Regions from separate parts of the Homo sapiens genome. Here region 2 is linked to region 1. A link is a loop called in an ENCODE intact Hi-C map of the cell type or tissue named here. Cell type or tissue: dorsolateral prefrontal cortex. All regions are shown on one strand. Links, peaks and the distances in the headings refer to the core of each region. The heading gives the core; the rest is flanking DNA.

Region 1 (4,389 bases), core at 271-4,270:
TATTTTTATTTTGAGACAGAGTCTCGCTCCGTCACCCAGGCTAGAGTGCAGTGCACTGCAACCTCCACCTAACTGCAAGCTCCACCTCCCAGGCTCAAGCGATTCTCGTGCCTCAGCCTCCCGAGTAGCTGGGATTACAGGTGCCCGCCACCATGCCCAGCTAATTTTTTGTATGTTTAGTAGAGATGGGTTTTCGCCATGTTGCCTAGGCTGGTCTCGAACTCCTGAGCTCAGGTGATCTGCCTGCCTTGGCCTCCCAAAGTGCTGGGATAACAGGTGTGAGCCCCCGCACCCAGCTGAGCCAGCATCTTTCTGAAATGAAGCCCCCCTAGTTATGCTGTGGTTGGGACAGAGTCCAAACTTATAAGACTCTATAGGACCTGCCTACCTTTCTCTTCCCATCTCTTGGTGACTCTGCTTCACATTTGACACTCACGTTAAATGTCTTTTTGTTCCTCTAGCAAGACAGGCCAGCAGGCCTACACACAGGCTGTTCCCTCTCTGCCTAGTACATTCTCCCCAAAATTCTTCCCCATCCCCGCTTCAAGGATCACTCTTCCTCAGGTCTTAGATGCTGTTTTCTTTAGAAGCATCCCTCATGCATCAAATTCTGATTAGAGGCCATTCATTGTGTTCCTGTGGTACCCTTACCTCCCATCAATGCGCTTGCTACTTTGTATTTTCCAGTTTTTACTACAAAATATTTCACACAGAAAAGCCAAAAGCACAGTGCAATAACAGTACAGTAAACTCCCATATACTCCCAACAATTGGTAACGTTTTGCCATATTTGCACATTCTCTTTCTGTCTCTCCTTCTCTCCCTCTGTATTTATTTGTTTCCAAGTAAATTACAGACATCATGATATTTCACTCCTAAATATTCCAGCTTGCATCTCCCCAAAAGAAAAAAAGATGAGGGGGTATTCTCCCACCTAAAACACAATAATTTCATCACACCTTAAAAAATTAATAATTCTCTAATATCACTGAATGCTTGGTCTACATTCAAATTTTCCCAGTCATTTTCCAATTCTCTCTTAGGGTCTTCCTGCTCCATTGCATTTGAATTGCTCTTTCATTGGCCCAAGGGCTCTGTAAGGAATGGAAGGTGTCCCCTCTGCTCTCCTCTCCCAGCACGCAGCTCAGGGCAGCCCCTCCGTATGTTTATTAAAAGAAAGGACAACACCCCGACCCCCCATGCCCCACTTCCTCCAGCTGGGAAGGGTCCTCGGCCCCCTACACACACACTGACCCATCATGGCATAGCATCCCTTCTGTAGTTCAAGTCAGAAACCTGAAAGACATTCTAGACCAACCCCTCCCTCAGGTGGCTGCCACTCTCTCCAGCTTAACCCCTCCCCATTCCCATGATCTCAGCCAGGGCTTCGGTTCTGCCCTTCATCTTCCCTCACCCCTCTCCCTGAGCCTTGACGCCTCTGATGCTCAAGTGTGTCCCCGTCCTGCCTCAGAGTTCCCTCTAAAAGACAAACCCACTCTGGTCACAACTCTGCTTCAGACCCTTCTGTGGCCCTCCCAGGGCCCAACCTGCCTACCAAGTTCCAATTTGGAAGCTCCTCCACCTTCTTCCTCCTCCCTCTTCTGACCCCTGCCCTCCCTTGACCCCGGCCTGTGCTTGAGCAGTTCAAAACCATCCATAGATCTCCAAGCACACCATGCTTTTCCATGCCTCCATGCCCTCTCCCTGAATCGCCCGCTTCCAGTGCTTTACCTTTCTCTGAGAACTGGAGAGAAGCTCAGACATCATTTTTCCCAGGGCCCATTCAATGACCTGCCCTTTCCTGGCAGAGAGCCCACAAAAGTCTTGGGCACAATAAATGTTTGTTAAATAATTGCTGAGTGGGTGAACAGAAATATCATCCTCCCCTTCCTCACTGGACGGAGACAGCTGCAGCTCCAGCCCATCCCAGGCCTGTGCCCTGGGCCCCAACTTCAGCCCGGCCCAGCCCAGCCCAGCTCTGCACGGCTGCCAGATGAACCTGACACAGCCTTGGCAGGCAGCCTCTGAACCACTGCCAGGCCCATATGTAGCTTTCCCTTTCCTAAGGAAGAATGGGCAATGACAGGCTTGGGCTTCTTTATTTGTAAAGAAAATAATTAAAAATCTAAACAAAAAAGAGGATTTTTTTTTTCTTTTAAATAGCTTCATATTCGGAAGTCATCTTTAGGTTAAGTACCTCCTGGGAGCTAGAAGGTGAGATGATATGGCCCCTTCTGCCTTGAATAAAATTCTCAGAATGCAATATTGCTGATATAGTTTGAATGTTTGTCTCCTCTAAATCTCATGTTGAAATGAGATTGCCAGCATTGGAGGTGGGGTCTAGTGGGACATGTTTGGGTCACGGGGGCAGATCTTTCATGAATGACTTGGTGCTGCCCTGGTGATAATGGAGTGAGTTCTTACCCTGTAAGTTCACAAGAAAGCTGGTCATTTAAAAAGAGCCTGGCACTCTCTTGCACCCTTTCTCACCGTGTGACATGCTCCCCCCTCACCTTCTGCCATGAGTAAAACTCCCTGAGGCCTCACCAAAAGCTGAGCAGATGCAAGTGCCATGCTTGTACAGCCTGCAGAAACGTGAGCCAAATAAACCTCTTTTCTTTAAAAATTACCCAGTCTCAGGTATTCCTTTACAGCAACACAAAACAGACTAACAGAATTGCTTTTATGCATTTCTACAAAAAAAAAAGATATTTCACTTGTACTTCATTATTCTGCTGATTAAATTATAGTGGGGCAGGGATGGAGGACTTTCAAGCAGTCAAAGACTTTCCTGGGTACACAGAGCTCATCTCACAACATACTTAAGAAAGCTCCTGATGCACCTGTCACTCCTGTTGCCAGCCCCTGCATCACAAGTGGTGCAAGCAGCGATGAAGTGTTTGTCGTTGTTGTTGTTGTTGTTGTTTACCTTTATAGTTTTCTGCTAAGAAGAAAACATTTTAGCAGCACAGACCAAACTCCAGTAGGTAAAAGCTCTAAGAAGCCTGGATGATGAAGGCCCAGAGAAGTAAATAATGAAGTGGGTTAAAGCTTGAATCTCTACTCCCCTCCCCGCCACTCGCTGAATAATCTCTTTTGGGTGAATTCGTTAACCTTTCTGAGCTCCAGATTCCTCTTCCATATGCAGAAGAACTCCTAGGGTTCTTTATGAAAACTAAATGAGATGCTATTTGTGTAGCAGGATGTAAAAATGACTATGGTCTCAGTTCAGGTATTGCCAAGGACAAAAGACATGTTTCAAAGTGAGCTGTGACACTGAGGCCATCATGCAGGGCTGACAAAAGAAGTGGCACGAAACTGGTTTCCCTCTTAACTGACCATCTTCAGCCCACAAAGAAAGCTGGGTGAGAAGAACAGTTGGTGGTGTAGAGGAGGAATTTTGGAGAAAGCAATAGGAGCACTCCAAGTCCCAATTGCCCACTACCCACCCTCCAAGATTGGCCTCCAAGATGCTGTGTCCCTGGAGGTTGACTGTCACTGAGGGCTGATGTCTGAATCATGTCTGTGAATCCCAAAATACAAGAGAGATGGAGTGATCAGCTGGAGTGGAGAGAACGTGGTAGCTTTGGATTTCCTGGGATAATGAAACGAGCATTTTCCATAAGCCAGAGATGTACTGTGGCCAACCTCTGGGATGTGTAGGTCCTTCTGACAAGGACCACCAGGAGGAATGGAAATTTACCTTCAGAGAAAAGCTGACAGCACTTGTTGTGGCCTCAACTATCCTCCCAAAATTTATATGATGAAGCCCTAACCCCCAGGACCTTAGAATGTGACTGCATTTAGAAGCAGGACCTTTAAAAATGTGATTAAGTTAAAATGAACCCCTTAGGGTAGGCCTTAATCCTCTCTGACTGCTGTCCTTATAAGAAGAGGACATTTGCACATGCCAAGAGACACCAGGAATGCACACACAGAGGAAAGACCATGTGAGAACTCAGTGAGAAGGTGGCCATCCACAAGCCAAGGACAGAGACCTCAGGAGAAAACAAACCTTCCAACACCTTGATCTTGGACTTTTAACCTCCAGAACTGGGAGAAAATTAAGTTCTGTTGTTTAAGCCCGGGGCCCCCAACTCCCGGGCCATGGACCAGTACTGGTCTGTGGTCTGTTAGGAACCAGGCCACACAGCAGGGACAGAGAGAGCACGAAGCTTCATCCATATTTACAGCTGCTCCCAATCATTCACATTACCACCTGAGCTCCACCTCCTGTCAGATCAGCAGCAGCATTAGATTCTCATAGGAGCACAAACCCTATTGTGAACTGCGCATGTGAGGGGTCTAGTTTGCATGCTCCTTATGAGAATCTAATGCCTGATGATCTGTCACTGGTTCCCATCACCCCCATATGGGACTGTCTAATTG
Region 2 (4,389 bases), core at 93-4,092, 47 kb before region 1:
CGCCACCATGCCCGGCTAATTTTTGTATTTTTAGTAGAGATCAGGTTTCACCACGTTGGCCACACTGGTCTTGAACTCCCGGCCTCAAGTGATTCGCTCACCTTCGTCTCCCAAAGTGATGGGATTACAGGTGTGAGCTACCACACCCAGCCAAAATCTTCAATTTTTCAGCGAGGGATGCTAAGGACATTTTACATCAAATGTACCCTGAACATACTGTGTGCCTGATACCCCGCTTGGCCCTGAGAGAATAGGAAAGAACAAATCTTTTACTATACGTGAGTGGTCACGGGCTAGCTAACTAATTTTCTGAACTCCACTGCTCATCAGTAAAGTAGAGACATTGGTAGCGGAGTTATAGGGGTGTTGTGATGTCATTCAATATTGATTATCTGTGAAGACATCTGGCACCATTTCTGACACACAGCAATCTGCTTGAACTTGGCATCAATTATTCATTCTAAAATAATTTTTTTAAATAGCTATTAATATGAAAATATGTAAGACAAAGACCCAACTCTCTCAGATCTTACTTACAGTTATGGTTATGACACAGCCATGTGAGATTATTAATTTATGATGCAAATCAATACAGCATAGAATTACCAGCCCAAATGGGCAAGGCAGACAGAGGTGCCCGGAAGTTCCAGGAAGGAGATAAACACATGGTCGGAAGAGGCGGGGACTTGGTTAGTTAAAGCAGGAGTGGGATTCGGATGCATAGAAAGGTGAGGCAGGGAACTCGGGCTTTAGGCACTGTGTCACCTTCGATTTACATCCTTCATTTCTCTCTCCAAGGATATATCCATGGAGTCTTTCATACCTCATCTGCCTTATTAAATAGGAACAATAGATACCGTGAAGGCTGTTTTACAGATGAAAACAACCAAGGCCCAGAGAAAGCCATGCAGCCAAGCTATCACCTTGGTTTTGGCTAAGAAGAGTATGGGGTGAAATGTTGTGAAGTTAAGGGGACCAGCATGTCAAACACAGCTACAGGAGCAAACTAGAAGACTACTCCCGCAGCTGTTAGAGTAACGACCACAATAATAAGAACCAAGCCAACAACAAACTGTTAACATGTACTGAGCACTTACTGATTGTGCCAGACATACTGGAAAATGCTAAATGTGCATTGATTCATTTGATTCTCATAATGGCCCCATGAAATAAGTATCATTATCATAATCTTATTATGGCTCTTTTACAGAGGAAAAATGGAGGCTTGGAGAGATTCAGAAACTTTTCCAGGGTTGCAAAACCAGGTCTATCTATCCCAAAGTTCAGGCCCTGAACCACCATAGGAACTTTTTTCCCCCTCCCCAAGCTCCTGAATCTTGCAGAGACCAGGTCCTCCTGAAATACTTTAGAAGGAGGCTATGTAAGGATCTCGCCCTTACATGCTGGCTGGACCATCATCTGCTTGACAAGAAGTGGATATCAGTGGTTCAGGGCACAGCCTGGAGCATGGGTAACAGTTCCTTTCTCCTCTCTAGGATGTGAGGGCAGCTTTTATTTCTTCCATGCTTGCCCTCTCTTCTTCAGGCTCAGCAAGCTCCACTCCTCTTGACAGCACTTCCACACTCTTCACCTTCCCAGTCTCTGTCTTCAGCAAACATCTAGTTTGTCCATGTCTGCCTTACAACTCAGCACCCCAAAATTAAAAGGAAGTCCTAGATATGGTTTGACTGTTGCAAAAAACACTGGGACTGTCCCCTCTATTAATCAGAAAATTATACTTTCATTACCACCATCTCAAACTAGGTTAGGCTTTTAGCAACTGATGGTTTCTTGAAGCTTGTGGTCAATCAAAATCCCCTTAAATCAAGTCAAAACTGTCCCATTCCATAGGCAAAGTCATTTCTATACATCTGGGAATTCCCACTGCATATGTATTTCATTTTAGGAACGTGAAAAAGAAATTATGAAACAATACATGTGTTTCATTTCAAATCAAAGAAAACAGAAATGAATAAAGAAAAAATGAATAATCACCCTACTGCCAATCCCACCCTTTTTCTCCCCAAGGTAACCAGTATTAATAGTTTGGAGCCTATTCTTATAAAACACATACACGATATTCAAAGTTTCTTTTCAAAGATATTATACACTATGCAAAGTATCTGCAAACCATGACTGGTAGACAAAATCTGATCCACTGCTTGCTTTTGTAAATAAAGTTTTATTGGAACACAGCCACGCCTATTCTTTTGTGTATTGTCTATAGCTGTTTTTGCACTACAATTGCCAAGCTGAGTAGTTGTAGCAAAAACTGTATGGCCCACAAAGCCTACAATATTTACTATTTGGCTCTTTACAAAAAGCTGTTTGCCTATTCCCATCCTATGTACTATACTAGCTTGGTTTTTCATTTAAGTAAACATTGTGGTCTCCCTTTAGGTCACTGCCTACGGAGCTAATATTCTTTTAAAAGCTATCTAGTATTTCATAATATGAATGCTCCACAGTTTCGTCTATTATTTCACTATTGCTAGACACTGAAATTGTTTTCAGGTTTCTGTCACTATGGACAATGCTGTAATAAAACACCCATTTCTTTTTTTTTTTCTTTGAGATGGAGTCTCACTCTGTGGCCCAGGCTGAAGTGCAGTGGCGCAATCTCGGCTCACTACAAGCTCCGCCTCCCGGGTTCACGCCATTCTCCTGCCTCAACCTCCCGAGTAGCTGGGACTACAGACTCCTGCCACCACGCCCGGCTAATTTTTTGTATTTTTAGTTGAGCCGGGGTTTCACCATGTTAGCCAGGATGGTCTCGATCTCCTGACCTCGTGATCCACCCGCCTCAGCCTCCCAAAGGGCTGGGATTACAGGCATGAGCCACCACGCTCGGCCTAAACACTTATTTCTTAAATCCTTCAGAAGGCTGGGCCGGTGGCTCATACTGTAATGCCAGCACTTTAGGAGACTGAGGCTGGAGGATCGCTTGAACACAGGAGTTTGAGACCAGCCTGGGCTCAAATAATAAGGCCCCATCTCTACAAAAATATTAAAAAATAAATCCTTCAAAAGATGGATTTATTTTTTGAAATAAATCCCAAGATGATAAGGCCCCATCTCTACAAAAAAATTAAAAAATAAATCCTTCAAAAGAAACTGAGTATAATGAAGAGAGCCAAGGGGCTCTCAAGAGAAATACAGCCCTAATCTCAAACGTGACGCTCTCACTGTGTCAATAAGCCTCTTCAAGCAGCAGTTATAGCCAGCCCTGGGTGTTGCCACGCTCCCGTGAAAGGAATTATACTTTTAGGAAACAGAATATGTCTCCAAGTGAAAATCTTGTCCTGATAGACTCACCTAGACGCTTCCCAGCTTTCTGCCGAAGCACAGAGCTTTTCCCGGAGCATCTGCTGTTACCTGACCTACCCACACCTCCCACTAAACCCTCCATTACAACCATTAGGCTGGGGCACCTACCACTGCATCCAGACAGGGCTTTCTGCCACTGCCAGGGCAAGAGGCACCTTGGAACAGGGGAGGAGGAGTTAGGCTCAGGAGAGAAGATACCTTTGATCCTAGAGATAGAGGGAATATACACACAGGTCACTTGTTTCTAATCTTTTGGGGATCACAGACTCCTGAAAGCTATAGACCTTGTCTCACCAAAAACTATGTCTGTTTTTTTTTCTGCATGAATTCTTCATAAATTCAGGGCATGCACAGAATTCCTGAAAATGCTATCCACGGGGCACAATCCCTAGGTTAACAACCGCAGCTCCAGGTACACTGCAATCATGTTCCCTACGGCGGGTTACACACTGCAATCATGTTCCCTATGGCAGGTTACCCGCCCCTTGTCAGGAGTTTAAGACACAGCATATCTCTCTGTGATTCATTAACACTTCCCTTCCTCCCATCATCGACCTTGTGCCTGCTGTTCCAAAGGACTTCCTTGGGCTGGCAGTCACGTGCCCCCTTCTTCCTCTACCTATCCTGTTTGGGAAGATAAACTGACTTCCTAGCCCTCAAACCACCTCTCACCGGGTGCAGAACACAACCATCAGTCCCACGGGCCAACACCGTCCTTCCTGCCGCTGCTCTCACCCTGACCTCCCTTCCTAGCCTCCAGTCAAGCCCAAGCTGGAAAGACCCTTTTCTCTCTAGCCCTTTGCCATCTGGAAAAGCCTTCTGGAACATTCCTGAAGGCTGTAAATCTTTGTGAACTAGTTTTTCCTTTCTGGCCCCTGCCTGAAAATTTGATGACTTTGTTGTTGCTAAATTTTAACAAATCAAGCTTGGCAAAAATGCTTCAAAAATGCCAAATTCAATAGTCAAGGAGGAGCTCCATGGGTATTTGTGCTGCCCCTTCCTTACTGGTCAGAAAAGTAGCACTAATTAAACCTGATGGCTGGTCAGTTCATTCTCAGTCAG

Evidence for each region. A loop is a pair of places that touch in the nucleus more often than their neighbours do. Peaks named below come from ENCODE experiments on the same cell type or tissue, not always from the same donor. Only the 100,000 strongest peaks of a DNase experiment are listed, where the experiment ranks them.
Region 2: a loop joins it to region 1, with 2.9 times the contacts of the local background. A loop is called at or near these places in 7 of 110 quality-filtered maps.

The regions. Positions count from the first base shown.
Region 1 is chr11:36,298,413-36,302,801 of GRCh38, reverse strand. The region is part of intron 1 of PRR5L (proline rich 5 like); the gene reads right to left. Among named protein-coding and RNA genes, the nearest start is that of PRR5L, 4.3 kb to the right of the region's middle. In dorsolateral prefrontal cortex, for the core only: no CTCF peak of the experiment used is centred there; a DNase peak (open chromatin) is centred at 2,001; H3K4me3 peaks cover 1,717 bases; H3K27ac peaks cover 3,584 bases.
Region 2 is chr11:36,344,766-36,349,154 of GRCh38, reverse strand. The region is part of intron 1 of PRR5L (proline rich 5 like); the gene reads right to left. Among named protein-coding and RNA genes, the nearest start is that of PRR5L, 51 kb to the right of the region's middle. In dorsolateral prefrontal cortex, for the core only: no CTCF peak of the experiment used is centred there; no DNase peak of the experiment used is centred there; H3K27ac peaks cover 568 bases.